2 separate regions of the Homo sapiens genome follow, and region 2 is linked to region 1. A link is an interaction called in ENCODE POLR2A ChIA-PET data of the cell type or tissue named here. Cell type or tissue: PC-9. All regions are shown on one strand. Links, peaks and the distances in the headings refer to the core of each region. The heading gives the core; the rest is flanking DNA.

What was found. ChIA-PET counts read pairs that join two places held together with the same protein. Peaks named below come from ENCODE experiments on the same cell type or tissue, not always from the same donor. Only the 100,000 strongest peaks of a DNase experiment are listed, where the experiment ranks them.
Region 2: POLR2A ChIA-PET joins it to region 1 with 7 read pairs; 5 of 35 experiments call an interaction of 5 or more read pairs at or near these places.

The regions. Positions count from the first base shown.
Region 1 is chr7:129,890,564-129,894,962 of GRCh38, reverse strand. All of the region lies in intron 1 of UBE2H (ubiquitin conjugating enzyme E2 H), which reads left to right. Among named protein-coding and RNA genes, the nearest start is that of UBE2H, 60 kb to the left of the region's middle. In PC-9, for the core only: no CTCF peak of the experiment used is centred there; no DNase peak of the experiment used is centred there; H3K27ac peaks cover 933 bases.
Region 2 is chr7:129,838,836-129,843,224 of GRCh38, reverse strand. UBE2H (ubiquitin conjugating enzyme E2 H) reads left to right here. Exons shown (of 7, transcript NM_003344.4): 6 at 3,890-4,018. Among named protein-coding and RNA genes, the nearest start is that of MIR183, 66 kb to the right of the region's middle. RefSeq lists enhancers at 1-565, 3,728-4,389. In PC-9, for the core only: no CTCF peak of the experiment used is centred there; no DNase peak of the experiment used is centred there.

The DNA.
Region 1 (4,399 bases), core at 261-4,260:
TCTCATGTCTTGAGAATCTTGCAGGACTTTATTCTCTGCGGTTCAGTCCAAGTTTGCAGATTTTAAACTGAATGCTTGACTAGCTGATGGTTATTTGACAGTGAGTGTCAATCTTTCCATAGAAGTAGGATGTACTTTGAGAAAAGAAGTTAAAAAAAAAAAATGATGGGTATGGGCCGGGCGCGGTGGCTCAGGCCTGTAATGCCAGCACTTTGGGAGGCTGAGGCCAGTGGATCACCTGAGGTCAGGAGTTTGAGACCAGCCTGGCCAACATGGTGAAACCCCATCTCTACTAAAAATACAAAAAATTAGCCGGGTATGGTGGTGTGTGCCTGTAATCCCAGCTACTCGGGAGGCTGAGGCAGGAGAATCACTTGAACCCGGGAGGTGGAGGTTGCAGTGGGCCAAGATCATGCCATTGCACTCCAGCTTGGGCAACAAGAGCAAAAACTCCGTCTCAAAAAAAAAAAAAAAAAAAAGATGGGATTAGATATGAAACAAAAGCACATCATTTATTTATTTAGAGACAAGGTCTTGTTCTGTTGCTCAGGCTGGAGTGCAGTGGCGTGACATGGTTCACTGCAACCTTGACCTCCTGGGCTCAAGCGATCCTCCCGAGTAGCTGGGACTACAGGCGCATGCCACCATGCCCAGCTAATTTTTTTATTTTTTGTAGAGATGGTGTTTCACCATATTGCCCAAGCTGGTATCAGAGTTCTAAGCTCAAAAGATCTGCCTGCTTTCACCTCCTAAAATGTTGGAATTACAGGCGTGAGCCACTGCACCTGGTCCCATTTATTATTTTATTTTTTTGAGACAGAGTCTCTGTTGCCAGACTGGAGTGCAGTGGCACGATCTCAGCTCACCACAACCTCTGCCTCCCAGGCTCAAGCAGTTCTCCTGCCTCAGCCTCCCAAGTAGCTGGGATTATAGGTGTGTGCCTCCATGCCCTGCTCATTTTTGTATTTTTAGTAGAGACAGGGTTTTGCCATGTCAGGCTAGTCTTGAACTCCTGACCTCAGGTGATCCACCTGCCTCGGCCTCCCAAAGTGCCGGGAGTACAGGTGTGAACTACTGTGCCAGGCCCAAAAGTAGGCTTTTGATTAACCCTTTAGGAGTTAAGAGAGTAATATACTATTTAGCTAATATACTGCTAATTTATATACATGCATTTGTACATTATGTAAATTTGTAATTTTCAGTTGCAAGTAAGCAAATATGCACTATTGCCATAAAACAGCAAAGCAGTCAAGTTTGTTTATTAAGGAGCTATTGATATTTCATCGATAGCCTTCTAGCTTCTAAATATTTTAAAGTGCGTAACTGAAGTTGGAATTTCTCTCAAAATCTTATTTTTTGTTTTGACTATATTTCCTTGCTCTCAAGATGGTATCATTATTTTTCCCTATTTCCCTTCACTTTTCTCTCTCTGAAACTGTTTCTGCAGTTGGATCATTTCTGACTTTGACTATCTGACTTTGTAAATCTGCTTTTAAAAATATTTTGTTGGGGATGGGGGTGTGGTACTTAGATTTCTTATCTTTCTGATAAACCTGTCTTAAAATGTTTCTATGAGTCTTAATTTTTCTTTGAAAATTTTTTACTCTATTATTTGGAAGTCTGGAGGAATAATACATTCAGGGAAAAGCCAAGTTATAGTGATGATTTTCCTATTTAAGTAACATTTACTTGGTTTTTGCCTATGTTTGGCTTGTGACATAGAAACTCTAAATGAAGCATAACACTAGAGAAGAAAAATTTCCTCTCCTAAGGCTAGACTGATTTAGTCTGCTAGGTGGTAATGAACATGCTTGCCATTTAACCTTACTCGTACCAGTTGACTCTGTAAAATTTTAAAACTGTATGTTACTCTTTACTCCTAAGATAATGGGTCTTTAAATATTCAGGGTACCATAGTAAGTTGCCAGATATTTTTTTGCTTCTGGGCAATACATATTTATTTTGAAATGGCTATTTTTAAATAAGTGATACTTCCCTTATTCAGAAGCTGTTTGACAGCTTTAGCCAACTAATTTAGTTGTAAACCTGCTAAAAGTTACATATTTTATTGATTGGAGAGTGTCTTTCTTAGGACATATTTACCCTTTTTTTTTTAAACATAAAGTAATCTCATGAACTTCAGTTATCTGATTTTTCTAGCCTACTATAGATACATTTTAAAGGATAGTAGCCCAGTGTCATCTCCCAAACATAGCTAAAGGTTAAGAACAAAGAGAAACTAGGAAAAGAACCTCTCAATGCAAGGACTTTAGCATAACAGTATGGGAAATTTTCTACAGCAAAAAATAAGTATATTCCTTATTTGTTCCTAAGGGTATCCTTGTATTTTGTAGTACAGTATAGCAACTATTATTCATAATGATGACCCAGCATCAAGAAAGGGTGTAGTTGGCTGGATGCGGTGGGTCATACCTGTAATCCCAGCACTTTGGGAGGCCGAGGTGGGTGGATCACCTGAGGTCAAGAGTTTGAGACCAGCCTGGACAATATGGCAAAACCCTGTCTCTACTAAAAATACAAAAATTAGCCGGGCGTGGTGGTGTGCACCTGTAATCCCAGCTACTCAGGAGGCTGAGGAAGGAGAATCGCTTGAACCCAGGAGGTGGAGGTTTCAGTGAGCCAAGATTGTGCTACCGCACACCAGCCTGTGCGATGGGAGCAAGACTCCATCTCAAAAAAAAAAGAAAGGTTGAGGCCGGGTGCGGTGGCTCATGCCTATAATCCCAGCATTTTGGGAGGCCGAGGCGGGCGGATCACGAGATCAGGAGATTGAGACCATCCTGGCTACGGTGAAACCCCGTCTCTACCAAAAATACAAAAAATTAGCTTGGCCTGGTGGCGGGCGCCTGTAGTCCCAGCTGCTTGGGAGGCTGAGGCAGGAGGATGGCGTGAACCTGGGAGGCGGAGCTTGCAGTGAGCCCAGATCACACCCCTACACTCCAGTCTGGGCAACAAAGCAAGACTCCGTCTCAAAAAAAAAAAAAAAAAGGTGTAGCATGTTTTTTTAGTATTCTGCTTAAGAATGTAGGAAAAAAACTAACACACACACACACTACATTTATAAACTTTGAATTTTAGTTTTGTGGCAATTCATTTAGGTAAAGTGTGTGTGTGTTTTTTTTTTTTTTTTTGTTTTTGTTTTTGGAGACAATCTCGCTCTGTAACCCAGGCTGAGTACAATGGCATGATCTCGGCTCACTGCAATCTCTGCCTCCCTGTTCAAGCAGTTCTACTGTGTTAGCCTCCCAAGTAGCTGGGATTACAGGCACGTGCCACCATGCCCAGCTAATGTTTGCATTTTTACTAGAGGTGGGGTTTCACCATGTTGGCCAGGCTGGTCTTGAACTCCTGACCTCATGATCCGCCCACCTTGGCCTCCCAAAGTGCTGGGATTATAGGCGTGAGCTACCATGCCCGGCCTATTTATTTTTACATTAAAAAAATTAAGTTCCTGTTGTGTCAGCTGCTGGGCCTGGTACCTTTGGATATACAGTATTTCATTTAATTTTCCACAATTCTGTGAGTGAGGTAATGTCCCTTCCCTGCATCCCCTCCCCCTTTGTTTAGAGATTAAGAAACAGGCTCAGATTTAGCCAGGTGCGGTGGCGCATGCCTGTAATCCCAGCTATATAGGAGGTTGAGGCAGGAGACTCTCTTGAACTGGGGAGGCAGAGGTTGCGGTGAGCCAAGATGGCACCATTGCACTCCAGCCTGGGCAACAAGAGTGAAACTCCGTCTCAAAAAAAAATAAAAAATTAAAAAAGAGGCTCAGATTTAATTGATTTATAAGTTGACTATTTTTTTTTTTGAGAGAGTCTTGCTCTGTCACCCAGGCTGGAGGGCAGTGGCACAATCTCGGCTCACCGCAACCTCCACCTCCCGGGTTCAAGCCATTCTCCTGCCTCAGCCTCCCAAGTAGCTGGGATTACAAGCGCCCGCCACCACGCCCAGCTAATTTGTTTTGTATTTTTAGTAGAGACGGGGTTTCACTATTTTGGCCAGGCTGGTCTCAAACTCCTGACCTTGTGATCCACCCGCCTTGGCCTCCCAAAGTGCTGGGATTACAGGCGTGAGCCACCATGCCCAGCCTATAAGTTGACTTCTTTAAGTCATGAGTTTTCCAGCTGTTTATAATATATTGCCACTTGGTTTATCCACTGATAACCTCAAATTTAGTGTTTTCAAAAGTAAACTTACTAATAGTGTCTTTCATTACAAAACTGATTCCTGCTGTCCTGTGTTTCACTTTGCCATTAATAGTATCACCGTTGGCTGGGCGCAGTGGCTCACGCCTGTAGTATTTTGGGAGGCCAAGGTAGGCGGATCACCTGAGGTCAGGAGTTCAATCCCAGCCTGGCCAACATGGTGAAATACAAAA
Region 2 (4,389 bases), core at 1-4,000, 51 kb after region 1:
GATCGAGACCATCCTGGCTAACACGGTGAAACCCCTTCTCTGCTAAAAATACAAAAAAATTAGCTGGATGTGGCGGCGTGTGCCTGTAGTCCTAGCTGCTGGGGAGACTGAGGCAGGAGAATGGCGTGAACCCAGGAGGCGGAGCTTGCAGTGAGTGGAGATCACACTACTGCACCCCAGCCTGGTTGACAGCAAGACTCTGTCTCAAAAAAAAAAAAAAAAAAAAATTACTGTTAATGTAACTATTGTTTAACTTTTCCCTGCTATGGGATCACATTCAATTGTAAAACTACTGTTTTTTGTTTTTATTTTTGTTTTTTTGAGATAGAGTTTTGCTCTTGTTGCACAGGCTGCGGTGCAATGGCGCAGTCTGGGCTCACTGCAAACTCCACCTCCTGGGTTCAAGCAATTCTCCTGCCTCAGCCTCCCAAGTAGCTGGGATTACAGGCACCTGCCACCACACCCAGCTAATTTTTGTATTTTTAGTAGAAACGGGATTTCACCGTGTTGGCCAAGCTGGTCTCAAACTCCTGACCTCAGGTGATCTGCCCATCTCAGCCTCCCAAAGTGTTGGGATTACAGTTGTAAGCCACTGCGTCTGGCCTGTAAAACTGAATTTGCTTACCTTTTGGCATTTTCTACCACTGCCTTAATAACTCACCCACCCAAGGATAAAGATAAGAAAATAAAAACATTTTCAGACTTTTCATGTTTTATTGGATATTTCAAACATATGCCAAAATAGAAAGGACATATTTACAGGAAAATGTTATTTTTATTTTATTTATTTATTTGAGACAGGGTTCCACTCACTTGCCCAGGCTGGAGTACTGTGGTGCAATCTTGGCTCACTGCAACCTCCACCTCCCCAGGTTCAAGCAATTCTGCCTCAGCCTCCCAAGTAGCTGGGACTACAGGCACGCGCCATCACACCCAGCTAATTTTTTGTATTTTTTAGTAGGGACAGGGTTTTGCCATGTTGGCCAGGCTGGTCTCGAACTCCTGGCCTTATGTGATCCACCCACCTTGGCCTACCAAAGTGCTGGGATTACAGGTGTGAGCCAAAAATGTTGATTTTTAAAGGCAAAAGAAATGTCATTTGAAATGTGAAAAGTAGAAGTTACACATCTATTGCCTTGAGGTAGCTTTTTAAAATGTTTGTCTTATGCATACACACTGTACATAGTTGTAATTCTAGAAAACATACCATTTTATGGCCTTTCTCTACCCAGCATTCAAGTATAAGCATTTTTTTCATTGAAAACAAATAGTTTTCAATGGTTTTGTACCATAATAATTGTTTCCCTTTTTAAAAAAATTGTAGATAAAACATTGGTGAAAATCTTACTGCAGATAGTTTGGGGGTTATATAGGAAGGTGATTTTTGTTTTGCTTTTTTGATTAGGAGTGTCAGGATTTCTTTCGTGGTACATGAGAACCTTACTATAAAGTGGCTCTTTAGGACCGTTCTGAAGTCAGCCTTATGAAGGTGAAATAGACTCTGATGAAATCACCCCAAGTCTGTGGCTTTTGTTGTAAGGCAGAGCTGCTCTGTGTCAATACCTGGTGTGTGAGAACAGGACGTGGTAGCTGTCATGGGACCCTCTAGCCCATCATTCTCTAGACCTGCACTGTCCAATACAGGATCTACTAGCCATGTGTGGTTATTTAAATTTAATTAGAATTAAATAAACTGAAAATTAATTTCCTTATTCACACTGGCCATATTTTGAGTGCTCAGTAGCCACTTATGGCTAGTGGCTATTGGTTTAGGTGAGCACATATAAAACATTTTTATCACTGCAGAAAGTTCGGTTGAGTAACACAGCTCTAGATTAGTCTCTAACTGCTCAGCTTCTTAACCTTACAGTGATAAGAGCCACCTCTTATAGGTAAGATTTTCTAGAGCAAAGTTGGGCAGACCTTGGGTACTTGTTTTTGTATATGTAGTTTTATAGGAATACAGCCACATCGATTTGTTGACCTATACTTTGGCTGCTTTTGTGTTACAGTGGCAGAGCTGAGTTTTGAGTAGTTATGACAGAGACCATATGTGGCCTGCAAAGCCTAAAAGTATTTGACCCTTTACAAAAAGGTTTGCCTACCGCTTTTATCTAGATCAGGGTTTCTTAACCTCAGCACTGCTGACATTTTGGTCTAGATAATCCTTTGTTGTGGGGCTGTCCTGTGCATTGTGGTGTTTAGCAGCTTCCCTGGCCTTCACCCACCGGATGCCAGTAGCACCGCTTAGATATGACAACCAAAAATGTCTCTAGACATTGCCAAATTCCATGGGGAGCAAAATCACCCTTGGCTGAGAACCACAAATCTCAAGCAATGTGGCTTGGCAAAGCATTCATCTGTAATACTGCAAAGGAGCGCCCATTGTTAAAAGCAAAATTGGTTGAAAGAGCTGACTAAATTAATGAGTAGTTTTTTATGCTACTTAGTATACTTCAGCATTGTCTCCAGAAACAGGAATGTTTTATATAAAACATGACAAAGCAGCTGGAGTGGGGCAGAGACATGGAAGCATTCTCATGTCCTTCCATTTCTCAGGGGTGCTGCAGTTCACTGAGGAGCAGAGTGTGGAAGTTACAGCATATCTGAGCTATGGGGTGTGTGGGTTGTGTTATACCCAGGTTCTCAGGGCCTGCTTTTCTAAAACGCTGGGTAACTGCAGGTGTTTGTTGTTTGCTAACTGTGTGTAGATATCATCTGTGTATGCCTGGCAAGAAAGGAGTTAATAAATGTCACGTCTATAATCCCAGCACTTGGGGAGGCCAAGATGGAAGGATCTCTTGAGTCCAGGAGTTCAAGACCAGCCTGGGCAGCATAAGGAGACCCTGTCTCTATTTAAAAAAAAAAAAATTAGCTGGGTATGGTGGCACATGCCTATAGTCCAATTTACTTGGAAGACTGAGGCTGGGAGGTTGGCTTGAGCCCAAGAGTTTGAAGTTGCAGTGAGGTATGATCACACCTATGCACTCCAACTTGGGCAACAGAGTGAGATCCTCTCTCAAAAAAAAAACTTTTTTAAATAAATAAATGCAGTAGATTGGTGCTTATCTGTCTTATGAATATTTGTAGTCTTATGTGGTCCATATAGATTCCTATCCTCATTACCCAGAATAATTGAAAAATTGGTTATATTTACCTCCATTAGAAGTTGCAAGAATTGAATTAAATGTCAAGTCCTATAAAATTGTGTTCAAGGCTGAGCGCAGTGGTTCACACCTGTAATCCCAGCACTTTGGAAGGCCAAGGCTGGCAGGTCACTTGAGGTTAGGAGTTTGAGACCATCCTGACCAACATGGTGAAACCCCGTCTCTACTAAAAATACAAAAATTAGCCAGGCATGGTGGCAGGTGCCTGTAGTGCCAGCTACTTGGGAGGCTGAGGCAGGAGAATCGCTTGAACATGGAGGCAGAGGTTTCAGTGAGTCAGGATTGCACCACTGCACTCCAGCCTGGGCAATAGAGCAAGACTCTGTCTCAAAAAAAAAAACAAACAAAAAAACCCCACAAAAACTGTCTTCAATTCTTTTAAGACCCAGCATCTGAATACCTTTCAGAGTGGGGGGTTTTGTAAGCTGTAGAAAATGGCTGTGTGAAATAGCCATATAAATAGAGTGAAATAGAATTGGGAAAATTGTCCTTCAAAGTGAATGTCAGGTATATCTTTATCTCGTTCTTCAAATTAAAATTAAAATGTTTAAATTGGTATTGAAATGAATGTGTAATACAAGTCACATGTAATAGAGCACACTCGTATGGAGAATCATCCCCGTGTGAATATCTAAGAAGGTAAGCAGCTTGACTACTGAATGCAAGTGAATTTTAGGTGAACTTGCATTTCCCATGTGTGACATGTTTGTTTGGTTTTTCAGATCTTACCAATATATTTGAGTCCTTCCTGCCTCAGTTATTGGCCTATCCTAACCCCATAGATCCTCTCAATGGTGACGCTGCAGCCATGTACCTCCACCGACCAGAAGAATACAAGCAGAAAATTAAAGGTAAGAGGATGGGTAGTTTAACCTGGAGACAAAAGAACTTAAATCTGTTGGGCTTCAGTCATTAAAAGTCCTTCTTAAATTACTTAGTTCCTAATACTTTTTCTTAGGCCTAAAAAGAGACAGCTGTGGGCTGAAGTAGTGCTCACCAACCTCGGGTGGCAGTAGCACCAGTTTGCTCATCCTTTGCGATTTAGAATCCTATTTTCCCATCCTTAAAACAGTTTACGTGCTGATGGGATATGAGTTTCATTTAAATGAAGATAAGTTTGCGACTGGCCGTGGTGGCTCACGCCTGTAATCCCAGCACTTTGGTAGCCCGAGGCAGGCGGATCACAAGGTCAGGAGATCGAGACCAGCCTGGCCAACATGGT